Linked DNA regions of Homo sapiens: region 1 is linked to region 2. Evidence: chromatin loops called from intact Hi-C (ENCODE). Cell type or tissue: thyroid gland. All regions are shown on one strand. Links, peaks and the distances in the headings refer to the core of each region. The heading gives the core; the rest is flanking DNA.

What was found. A loop is a pair of places that touch in the nucleus more often than their neighbours do. Peaks named below come from ENCODE experiments on the same cell type or tissue, not always from the same donor. Only the 100,000 strongest peaks of a DNase experiment are listed, where the experiment ranks them.
Region 1: it touches region 2 in a loop (2.3-fold over the local background); 2 of 110 quality-filtered maps call a loop at or near these places.

Annotation. Positions count from the first base shown.
Region 1 is chr12:132,250,378-132,257,105 of GRCh38, forward strand. The region is part of intron 5 of GALNT9 (polypeptide N-acetylgalactosaminyltransferase 9); the gene reads right to left. Among named protein-coding and RNA genes, the nearest start is that of GALNT9-AS1, 22 kb to the right of the region's middle. RefSeq lists enhancers at 4,929-5,449, 5,450-5,969. In thyroid gland, for the core only: no CTCF peak of the experiment used is centred there; a DNase peak (open chromatin) is centred at 2,804.
Region 2 is chr12:132,159,961-132,166,020 of GRCh38, forward strand. No RefSeq gene overlaps it. Among named protein-coding and RNA genes, the nearest start is that of NOC4L, 19 kb to the left of the region's middle. In thyroid gland, for the core only: no CTCF peak of the experiment used is centred there; a DNase peak (open chromatin) is centred at 2,942; H3K4me3 peaks cover 605 bases.

The DNA of each region.
Region 1 (6,728 bases), core at 919-5,918, 91 kb after region 2:
ACACTGTGATGGTCGAAACACCGCAGAGGTGCCCACTTTAGTGTGGTTGATTTGTGTTATATGAGTTTCACCAATGGCCCATTGAGTGCTTTGATCTTCCACAGACCCTGATAACAAGAAAAGCCAACGTGGCCGGGCACAGTGGCTCACGCCTGTAATCCCAGCACTTTGGGATGCCAAGGCAGGCAGATCACCTGAGGTCAGGAGTTCAAGATCAGACTGGCCAATATGAAGAAACTCCATCTCTACTAAAAATACAAAAAATTAGCCGGGCGTGGTGGTGTGCACCTGTAATCCCAGCTACTCGGGAGGCTGAGGCAGGAGAATCACTTGAACCTGGGAGGCGGAGGTTGCAGTGGACTGAGATGACGCCACTGCACTCCAGCCCGGGTGACAGAGGGGATTCCGTCTCAAACGACAACAACAACAAAGGCTCAGCTCATGCCGAGGTAAGACGGCGAGGAGGCGGTGGGCACCGCCCGTGTGGGTGGAGTCGGGACCCACATCCCCGGAGGCCTGCGGTGGACCTGTCGCCTGCACACGTGCACAGGGAGGCCTAGTGAGCCCGGTGCCCGTGAACCTGGGATAGGTACGTAAACAGCAGCGCGCGCGTAAGACACAATCCACGGAGAAGCTAAGACAAGGGCACCGGAGCCGCGTCCTTCCACACGGAGTTTGGAACACGTCGAGAATAACGCACACTGAAACCTCGCCGTGCAAGACCCAAGCGGTGACCGGCACACGGTACACGTACGTGCAGATGTGCGAGCCACAAACGCATGGAAACATCACCCGAGAGCTTGATTATTTACATTTCTTTCACATTCATTTGATTTTATGAATTTCGATCGATACAATTTTAACTTTGGTTTCAGTCAACACTTGCCACCTTCAATCAGAGGCACTGAAACGAAAAGTTAAAATTAAAACTGGAGTACGTTAAGGATGAAAAGCACAGGAAGGCATGTCCAGTTCACGACGCCGGTTACGGGGCAGGAAGCTGTGAAACAGGCCGGTGCTCTGCGTCTTGGGGGGCTCCCGGCATCCGCTTTCCGGGGAGGGGAGCGGCTGCTCTCGTTTCTGTGTGGCTTGTCAATGGGGTTGGGGTCGCTGACTCCTTAAATCCTTGGAGCTCAGGGCTCTGCAAGGCCAGCTCTCAGAGGGGACTCCTCCGGGCCCACACCGCCCTCCCAGGTCCTCTTCTGACCAGGAGAGGTCTCAGGGACAGCACCCTGTTCTTTGTTCCTCGGGTGAAGGAGAAAATCAGGGGTCTCCTCCCCGCAGGCCCAGCCCCCGGCAGACAGGGCTCTGCAAGCTGGAGGGCCCTGGGGAATGGAGGTAGTGCTTGGGGTTCCAGAGCTTTGGAGGGAATAATTTCCGAGTGGTTCTCAGGTGGGCAGGCCTGGTGTCAGCACAGCCCTTGATCCTGGAGGGGCTGGTGGCACATCAGCAGCCTCTGGGCACCCACAGCCTGGGGGCCCCACCTCTTCCTGGAGGAACACATGTCCCCAGGTGTCCTCCGAAGTCACACTTGAACCAGCAGCCCCGATGAGAGCCAGCTCCCCCAGGCCTGCCCCCCGCCTGCCAGGCTGCCTGTCCTTCCTGCCGTTCTCCCACCTTGCTCACGTGATGGGGGTGCCGGATCTTAACTGGGATCCCAGGAATCCTCCGTGATGAGGATGGTCCCCAGCGTCTGTCTGGGAGAAAGGAGCAGGGGAGCAGGAAGAGGACTAGAACAGGGTGGAGGCCAACAGGGCAGCCACCTCCACAGGCCCAGGCAGTGAGGCCACACTCCTGCCTAGGACTGTCCCATTGAAGCTCAGGTGCTTCAACTCTGCAGGGAGCAAAGAGGCCTCCAAAGATGAGCCACAGGCGGCTGTGAACGCAGGAAGGGCAGAGAGTCCCAGGCACATGGGCACCTCCTGCAGCCGCATCCCCGCCACGACTGAAGCCTTCGTGTCTTGCGGACGCCGACACTGACATTTAATGTTATTTAAAAACTGTTTCTGAGAAGGCAGAGAAGCACGTGCCACGTTTTAGAAAGAGTTTGCATCCACAATGGAAAGAGTGAAATGTAGGGTCCAGCCCTACAGGGCTTAGCGGGTGTTCTCCCCGTGTGCAGAGACAAGAGATTGTCAGAAATAAAGACACAAGACAAAGAGATAAAGAGAAAACAGCTGGGCCTGGGGGGAACCACTGCCATCAAGACACGGAGACCTGGCTGGGCGCACTGGCTCATGCCTGTAATCCCAGCACTTTGGGAGGCCGAGGCAGGCGGATCACCTGAGGTCGGGAGTTCGAGACCAGCCTGACCAACATGGAGAAACCCCGTCTCTACTAAAAATACCAAAAAAAATTAGCCAGGCGTGCTGGCACATGCCTGTAATCCCAGCTACTAGGGAGGCTGAGGCAGGAGAATCGCTTGAACCTGGGAGGCGGAGGTTGTGGTGAGCCGAGATCGCACCACTGCACTCCAGCCTGGGCAACAACAGCGAAACTGCCTCAAAAAAAAAAAAAGACACGGAGACCAGTAGTGGCCCCGAACGGCTGGGTGCGCTGATATTTATTGCATACAGGACGAGGGGGCAGGGTAAGGAGGGTGAATCTTCTAAGTGATTGACAAGGTGAAGCAAGTCACATGATCACAGGACAGGGGGCCCTTCCCTTTTAGGTAGCTGAAGCAGAGAGGGAAGGCAGCAAATGTCAGCGTTTTCTTCTATGCACTTATAAGAAAGATCAAAGACTTTAAGACTTCCACTATTTCTTCTTCTGCTATCTACTACGAACTCCAAAGAGGAACCAGGAGTGCGGGAGGAGCATGAAAGTGGACAAGGAGTGTGACCATTGAAGCACCACAGGGAGGGGTTTAGGCCTCCGGATGACTGCGGGCAGGCCTGGAGAATATCCAGCCTCCCACAGGAAGCTGGTGGAGCAGAGTGTTCCCTGACTCCTCCAAGGAAAGGAGACTCCCTTCCACAGTCTGCTAAGTAACAGGTGCCTTCCCAGACACTGGCGTTACCGCTTGACCAAGGAGCCCTCAAGCGGCCCTTATGCGGGCATGACAGAGGGCTCACCTCTTGCCTTCTAGGTCACTTCTCACAATGTTCCTTCAGCACCTGACCCTATACCCTCAGGTTATTCCTAGATTATATTAGTAATGCAACAAAGAGTAATATTAAAAGCTAATGATTAATAATGTTTATAATAATGATTGATAATTGTCCATGATCATCTCTATATCTGACTTGTATTATGATTATTCTTATTCTAACTATTTTCTTTATTATACTGAAAGTTTGTGCCTTCAGTCTCTTGCCTCGGCACCTAGGTAATCCTTTGCCCACAGTGAAAATTGTTAGGACTTAAAAAGTGAGGTGGTTATCCCTGCACCTAAAGTTCCATTCCCCAAAGAGATCACGGAAATGCCGTCCTGGAGCAGGGCCCACACTTTCTCTGCCCGGGGCAAGTGTGTAAATGTCTTGGCTCTGTGCCAGAAGCCTGGGTGGCAGCTGCTCCCCTCTGCCCTGATATGCAAATGAGGAAACATGGCCGTGTGTCAATAAAGCTTTATTTACAAATACAGGACTGTGGGCCATGATTCCCTGACCCCTGCTGTACATCCTTGAAAATGCCCTTCACTGTTTTTTCTTTTTTTTTTTTTTAGACTGAATTTCGCTCTCGTTGCCCAGGCTGGAGTGCAATGGCACCATCTCAGCTCACTATAACCTCTGCCTCCTCTGTTCAAGCAATTCTCCTGCCTCGGCCTCCCAAGTAGTTGGGATTACAGGCACCTGACACCACGCCCTGCGAATTTTTGTATTTTTAGTAGAGACAGGGTTTTGCCAGGCTAGGAACTCCTGACCTCAGGTGATCCACCCGCCTCGGCCTCCCAAAAGTGCTGGAAATACCGGCGTAAGCCACTGCACCCGGCCCCTCCGCTGCTTTTAATATGCATATTTACTTTTATGGAAATTTTCAAGTGTATGCAAAAGGAGAAAGATGAGCAGAATGTGTTCTCAGTTTCAGCGATGATCAGCATCGTGTCCTTCTTATTTTTTTCTCTCGCCTATTACTCCTGATCCTCCAGCATGAGGGGAGTGATTCTGACAGGGCTCATGTCTCTGACTCTGATCCTCTATGCGAGAGGAGTGATTCTGACAGGGCTCCAGCACGTGACTCTGTGATCCTCCAGTGAGTGGGGAGCTGATTTCTGATGGGGCTCTCGCCCAGACTTTGATCCTCCAGGGTGAGTTTTGACAGACAAACTTACACGAAGGTCAGGCAGGTAAAGTACAAGAGAGAAGAGGGCTAGTGTCACTTGTTGAACATGGTGAAATCAAAGCCTTCATCTTCTTTCTCTTGAAATAGTCAGTCCTCTTGGTCTGTCCCTATTCTCCCTCTCCCGTAAGGACCCAGCTCTAGAGAATTATTTCCCCAAGTGGAGCAGCAGCATCAGCAAATGATAAACAATACAGGACAGATGGGCTTGCCGGGAGCGGCTGTTGGGACAGGTGGTGACTGTGGCTCTGCTCTGTCCGAGGGAGCAGCCACAGCTCAGCTTCAGTTCATCATGACTGAGTAAGAATTGGGGCCTAGAATCTTCCAATTTTCAAAAAGAGTAGAAATCATTTTCACATAAAATAAGATTTCAAGTGAAAATGATTAAGTATTGGTTCTGTCAACCAAGAATAAAATTCTAAGACCCCCAACCAATTGAATGGAGCCGCTTCTCAACCAAGGGCACCCCAAAGTAACCCAGGAAAACGAGCTCAGGTCCTGATGGGAAGAGGGTTTGGACAAGCCCCTTAGACTCTCCTCCCTTTGGAATTCTGGAACACTAAAACACAGATGTTAAGTCTGACCAAACAGACTCTTTTGTAGAGATAAAATGCATCCAAAATGACAGTTAGCAGGTCCCTAAAGAAGTTAAGTATTTTACCCCAAAATGTATTTCATTGATGTATTTTGAAATGGCTTGCAATGCTGTGTCTTGTGGGGGAACTCAACATTCTGTAGAGACTTCCCTTTCTTTTGGAGGTCTTTTCTGATCCAGACAAGATTAACCAGAAGTCTGGCCCCTTTTTAAGTCTGATAAGAAACATTTACAATCTCCTCCTTCTGAAGCTCCTTCTGAAGCCCGCTACCTGGAGGCTTCATCTGCATCATAAAACCTCGGTCTCCACAACCCTTTATCTTAACCAGATGCTCCTTTCTATTCATACCAGGTCTTTAGATAATAACTTAACTCTTTCAACCAATTACCAATCAGAAAATCTTTGAATCCGCCCATGGCCTGGAAGTCCCCACTTCCGGTCCTCCCGCCTTTTGGACTGAACCAGTGCACACCTGACATGTGTGCATTGATTCCTTCTCCCTAAAACATACACATCCAGCAGGCTGCACGCCTGCACGCTAAGCATGGAACGCAGGGGCACCGGCCGCGATGACAACACCGCGTGGACCCACATGCGCCTTTGCGATCTTCACGCTGGGTGTCCACCATGGAAGCCGTCCTGGAACTTCTAACATGGCCCCATCTCGTTGCGGCTGTCTGCTGTTTCTGTCCCCATGAGGGAGGGCGAACTCCTGAGTTTACGCAATCCACCCACCTGGGCCTCCCAAGTGTTGGGATTACAGGCATGAACCACCGCACCTGCCTTAATATTTCATTTATTCTTTAAAATCAACTTTGAGGGGTGAAATTTATATAAAATGAAATGCATCCATGTGATCTTTGCATTTTGGCCCATTTTGACTGATGGAGACCCCTGGGTGACCCCATCCTTTTCCAGCAGAGAACACTGCTGCCCTGGAACTGTCCCAGGCAGGCCCCTTCCCTGTGAGCCCCGACCCTCAGCCTCCACCCAGGATGAATTTTGCCTTCCGTGGAATTCTGTGTGCAGGAATCACGCAGACACTCTCTTCCATGTGTGGCTCCGAGGCTCAGCATGAGCCTCTACATCTCACCACGTTGTTAGGTGTGGAAGGGTCCACTCCTCCCTGTTTCTAAGTATTCCGTGATGTGGGTGGAGTCTGCCCTGCTCATCCATTCACCTGCTGACGCATATGAGGCTACTGTGAGTAACGCCGCTGTGAACGTTTGTGTGGAAGCCTTTGCATGTACGCATGTCTCATTTATTTTGAGAAAAACACCTGGGAGTGGAATAGGGGGGACACTGGAGGGGGGACACGGGGGACACTGGAGGGGACAGTGGAGGGGGACAGTGGAGGGGGAACACTGGAGGGGGAACACTGGGGGGACGCTGGAGGGGGACACTGGAGGGGGGACGCTGGAGGGGGGACACTGGAAGGGGGGACACTGGAGTGGGTTTCGGGCCTTCAGAAGGAGCTGCCGGTTTTCCAAAGTGGCTGCACCGATTCACAGTCCTGCCAGCCATGTCCGAGAGTTGCATCTGTGCCATGTCCTTGTCAACATTTGGTATTGTCAGCCTGCACCTTTCAGCCACCCCAGTGGGCACAGAGCCCCATCTCACTGTGGGTTGAATTTGCATCTCCCTGGACTGTGGGGAGCACATTTCATGAGCTTGCTGGCGCAGGCCAGTCTTCTCCTGGGTAGTGTCTGTTCATGTCGCGCCCTGTCCTTTAGCTGAGAGCTGGAACGGGGGGCTTCAGCAGCTGTCCAGGTGGTGGCTATGAGGAGCAGGGGGGCAGCCATGCCTTGAAGACTTGATGGGGCCAGTGAGCCTGCTCCTGCCACAGCTCAGGGC
Region 2 (6,060 bases), core at 826-5,825:
TGGGACTGAAACAGCATTGTTCTCTTCTCGCCTCTCTCGGCCCCTTTTCCTTCTTTCATTCGTTTCCCCAGAGCTTGGGCAGTGCTCACGTGGGTGTCTAGGCAGCCGCCCATGCCCACGCTGGGCGAGCCCTCTTCACCCCAGCTGGGGAGTGCTCTGCCAGGTCCACCCTGCTCCCAGCTCTGCTCAGCATGCTGGCCGATTGCTGTCTGGGCCACTCAGGCACGTGACAGTGTCGGGGAAGGAGCTGTGAACTGCCACAGACAGTGCTCCCCGAGGCCCGACGGGCTTTGCTGCTTGGGACAGCTGGTGAGTGGCTGAAGCCCTACTGGCTGGCAGGCAGACGGGGAGGCGGTGGCGCGGTGCTGGGCTGATCCTGCTGTCATTCTAGTCCAGTGGTTCCGGCTGCATGAGAGAATGGAAACTGGGTAGATAAGAGGAAAAAGTAATGAAGAGATAACGGTGCGGGGGCCACGGGACCAGGCATCCTCTTCCAGATCTGCAGGCCCTGAGCCCAATGGAACCGGCAGAAAGCGAGGGGGTGGAGTGGGTGGGCTCGGGGGGCTCTGTCGGGGTCTCCTGGAAACCAGGGGACAGAGGGTCCAGCCCAGGGTTGCAGCACCCTCAGGACAGGCTGGGAGCTTCTTCACAGAGGTGGTGGGGGGACTGTCCCTGGTGGGACAGCCTCGTCCCCTTCCCTGTCAGCCCTTCAGGAAGTCCGGAGAGGCAGTGTCCACTGTCCCAGTGCGTGCGGCACGGTGGCGTGAGAGTTCACAGCCCAGTGCCCTCCGCCTGTCCTTGCAATACCTGTGCAAGGTGTGATCAAGAAGGAAGAGCCGGGTGCTGGCAGGTTCCCCCAGCTGGTGTCGGAGGACAGCCAGGCTCAGGAGCCCTGCGTGCCCATGTGGGAAGTGCCTGACAGCCCCACAGACGGGGCGGTGGAAGCAAGGCAGGCTGGATGGTGGCAGGACCTGGTGGCAGGACCTGGTGGCCAGAGGGGCCCGGAGACAGGGAGTGATCTTGGGACCGACTGTCCTCCTCCCACATTCCCCCAGCTCCTGGCCCCCTCTGGCCGAAGCCCCCGCCCTTCCCGTTCCCTGGGCCCTCATCTCTTCTCCTGCTGGCCGCCTCCCACCAGGCCTGCTCCACCGCAGGCCCTCCCCTGAGAGCTTCCCGCAGTCTCCAGCCTCAGATCCCGGCAAAAAGATTCCGTGTGGTGACCCCTGACCCCACCGATAAAGATGCTGCGGCCTCCAGCATCCTGGCTCTGCCCTGGACCCAGCTCCTCCCCACTCAGTTCCTCCCCACTCAGCTCCTCCTCCCTTAGCTCCTCCTCCCTCAGCTCCTCCTCGCTCAGCTCCTCCCCACTCAGTTCCTCCTTCCTCAGCTCCTCCCCACTCAGCTCCTCCTCCCTCAGCTCCTCCTCCCTCAGCTCCTCCTCCCTCAGCTCCTCGTCCCTCACCTCCTCCTCCCTCACCTCCTCCTCCCTCAGCTCCTCCTCCCTCAGCTCCTCCTCCCTCAGCTCCTCAGCTCCTCCTCCGTCACCTCCTCCTTCCTCAGCTCCTCCTCCCTCAGCTCCTCCTCCCTCAGCTCCTCCTCACTCAGCTCCTCCGCCCTCAGCTCCTCCCCACTCAGCTCCTCCTCACTCAGCTCCTCCTCCCTCAGCTCCTCCTCCCTCAGCTCCTCCTCTCTCAGCTCCTCCTCAGCTTCTCCTCCGTCACCTCCTCCTTCCTCAGCTCCTCCTCCCTCAGCTCCTCCTCCCTCAGCTCCTCCTCCCTCAGCTCCTCCTCCCTCAGCTCCTCCTCACTCAGCTCCTCCCCACTCAGCTCCTCCCCACTCAGCTCCTACTCCCTCAGCTCCTCCGCCCTCAGCTCCTCCTCACTCAGCTCCTCCCCACTCAGCCCCTCCTCACTGAGCTGTTCCTCGCACTGGACTCTGCGGCTGGGTCATCACTCCTCCCCACTCAGCCCCTCCCCACTCAGCCCCTCTTCCCTCAGCTCCTCTCCACTCAGCCCCTCCTCACTGAGCTGTTCCTCGCACTGGACTCTGCGGCTGGGTCATCAGAGGCCCTGCCCTGCCCTGCCCTCCACTGCGTGGAGACGCCACATCGTGAGAAAGCCGAAGCCCCACCATGGCTCATGACACCTGCCTCGGTTTTCTCAGCCTGGCTGTCTTGGGACCCCAGCAGCCACCTGAAGCCCCCATTTGGTGGGGCTGCATCCAGCCACCGCCAACCCACAGCATCAAGGAGGGAAGAAAACAGCGTTCCACAGCTCTGCCCTGGGGGCTGTCCTTCCCTGCCCTGGGACGGGAAACATGTGCCCTGCACAGATCCTCTCCTCTCTCCCCTCTCCTCTCTCCCCTCTCCCCTCCCCTCTCTTGTCTCCTCTCCCCTCTCCCCTCATCTTTTCTTTCTTTTTGGCAGACATAGGACACATTCCTCTCTGCTACTCTCAAATCCCCCTCGTCACACATTATTTTGTCACCTGCAGCTTCTGGCCTCCAGAACGACCCCCAGGATGCCCCCGGGCTCACACCGCCTGGCCCTCCCTCATGCCTGGGCTTGGTCGGAACTGCCAACACCTGGCACGAGAGGGTGCAGTGTATCCAGAATCCGGTCCTGAGGTGCTGTCCTGTCCTCCATGCTGTCCCCAGCCACCCCTCTCGGGTCACCAGCCGCCCTGCCGTGAGGAGGCTCGGGGAGGCCCGTGGGGAGGTGGGAGGCAGGTAGGAGCCAGGGAAGCAGCCTCCTGGGCCAGCCTGTGCTCTGCCTGCTTCCTGAGCTGTGGCCACTACAGAGCTGTTTATTTTTATTGATGTGGCAACTGCACTCTGAGGGAAATTACTGTGTTAGGAAATATTTCCCCGCTACCGCAGTCAATTTTGGTTTCATTTAAAATTCAAAAGCGGTGTTGGCCGCCTTCCCAGGCAGTGGGGGCACACAGAGTCCGAGTTGTCCCTGCCCTCCCAGCCCAGCTGGCTCCCGGGCAATGCAGCCACAGCAGACGCCTCATGGAGAGTGGGATCAGCCACCGAAGTCATGGGCAGGGCGGGGGCAGGGGCCCTTCTGAAATTCCTTCCCCAAACCCTCCCATTTGGGCCATGAGGGTGGATGTCGCCTTTTCTGGAAGGCGGGAAGCCCTTGCTGAGCATCCCCTCCATCCCGGTGCTTGGCTGCTGGTGAGCCCTGGCTCCGGAGCCATTGGGAGCTTCCCTGGGCCCTGACCTCACCCATGGCCGCGTCACCTCCCTCACTGTCCCTCCTGCATGTCTGTTCCTCCCCTGACCCTGTCGTTCTGTTTCTAGCCCCAGGTGGCTCCATCCCTAGCTGCCGGGTCCTCCCCACCTGTGGGACCTCGACTCCGCCCTGTGCTGGGCACAGCTCCATCCTGCAGGTCCGAGCCACTTCGACTCCGCCCTGTACTGGGCGCAGCTCCATCCTGCAGGTCCGAGCCACTCCAATGCCTTTTAGTTTCCTTCCCCCAGAAGCATTCTCAGTTGATGCTGGGTCAGAGCTGTCATGCACTGAGCTGCCCGTGGGGAGGGCAGGTGCCCCGCAGGAAGGTGGGGCCCTGCTGCTCTGGCAGAATGGGGGCTGCTCAGGCCAGGGGGTATAGGGGCTGCAGGACGCCCCCCAGGACGGGTGCCTGGCCTGCCCCAGAGGAGCAGCATCACCTGAGCTCGCACCTGTGCCCTTGCCACCCTGCGTGGGCTGCCCCTGCCATGTGAGCTCCTCTCCCTGCTCTACACATATTTTAAAGGACAGGTGAGTAACCAAAAACCAGGTAGGTGCTGTGCAGAGCCAGGATGTGTGGCCCAGCCCTGAACCACGCTCACTTGCAGGCTGCCCAGGGTCCCCTGGGCGCAGGTCACCCACATAATGGGGCCCGCATCGGGGCGCAGAGGGTGACACCCCAGCCTCCAGGAAGGTGCCTCATGGGTGGCTCAGCCCTGGTTAGCCCCATGGCTAACAAAGCCAGGAATTACCGCAGAGCCTGGGCGTGCAGGTGGCACGGCCTCTGGAATTTGGTTTTGTCCTGTCACTAACTGGATAAATGGCCCAGCAGTCTCACCGTGTTCGTACTGTTAAAGAAGAGTCGCTGGGCTCCCGGCTGCTCAGGGACGTGCCGCGTGGCTGCCATCCTGTGGTAATTCCACATCTAATGTGTTCAGGACTCTCCAGACAGTTTTCCACAGTGGGTGCACCATTGACATCCCACCAGCAGGGCACAAGGGTCCAAGTTCTCCACATCCCCGCCAGCACTGGTCCCTTCCATCTCTCTCTGTCTCTCTCAATCATCTCTCTCCCCTATCTCTCTATCTCTGTGATCTCTCTATCATATCTGCTATCTATTCTATCTCTCTACCTATCTCTATTTGTCTATTTCAATCTATTACTTACCTGTCTGCCACATCTATCTATATTGATGATCTCTATCCTATGTCTATCATCTATATTCATTGATCAATCATATATATCTGTATCATTTATCTATCTGTATCTGCCACTTAGCTAATCTATCACTTACCCATCCATCCACCCATCCGTCCATCAACCACTCATCCATCCGTTGACCCATCCATCATCCGTCCACCCACCCACCCATCCACCCAGCCATCCATCCATCATCCGTCTACCTAGCCATCCATCTATCCACCCATCCATCATCCATCCAGCCATCCATCCATCATCCATTCATCCACCCATCATCCACACATCCATCCATCTACCCATCCATCTGTTCTGTGCAGGAGATGCGTGAGGGGAGAAGAAAAGACACACAATACCTGTAACGGTAAACAACCTTTATTCCACGTAAATGGCAGTGGAGATATATAATAAGCAAATTGCAATGGGAAGGGGAAAAGGGAAAAAATATATATATATTTATATTATATATTATATATTATATAAATATATATAATGTATGTTATAAATATATAATATATAAATATAGTACATATTTAAATATATATCATATATTTACATATTTAAATATATATCATATATTTACATATTTAAATATATATCATATATTTACATATTTAAATATATATCATATTTACATATATAATATATTTATATATTTATATATATAATGTATATTATATATAATATATAAATATATATTATATATAATATACATTATATATATAAATATATAAATATATGTATTTATATATAAATGTATATTATGTATATTTATATATATAAATGTATATTATGTATATTTATATATATAAATGTATATTATATACATTTATATATATTTATATATGAATGTATATTATACATTCATATATAAATGTATATTATATATGTTTATATATAAATGTATATTATATATATTTATGTATAAATATATAATATATATTATATATTTATATATAAATATATTTAAATATATGTTTATATATAAATATATTTAAATATATATTTATATATATTTAAATACATAAATATATTTAAATATATATTATATATTCATATACATAAATAAATATATTTAAATATATATTATATATATTCATATACATAAATAAATATATTTAAATATATATTATATATATTCATATACATAAATAAATATATTTAAATATATATTATATATATTTATATACATAAATAAATATATTATATATGTTTATATATTTAAATATATTTAAATATATTTAAATATGTATATTTAAATATATATATTTATATATATGTATATTTAAATATATATTTATATATAAATATATAAATATATATAAATATATTTAAATATACATATTTATATATATATTTAAATATATATATATGTATACTCACCAGACTATGGAGGATTCACCACCAGACTGGGAAGCAACAGCCTGGGCTCCAGAGTCGGCTGCCTGTCTGTGCACAGATGGGGAGAGGTCTCATGAATCTTTGGCACGGTCTGGGACCTGAGCTCTTTTTGTAACGAGTTGTTTTTTCATGAGGCCTAGTCACAAGGGCCCTTCGCGACCAGGCTCAAGGAACGCAAAAAGGTCAACTTGTTCTTGCAATTGTCTGTTGTTTTTCAATAACTAATG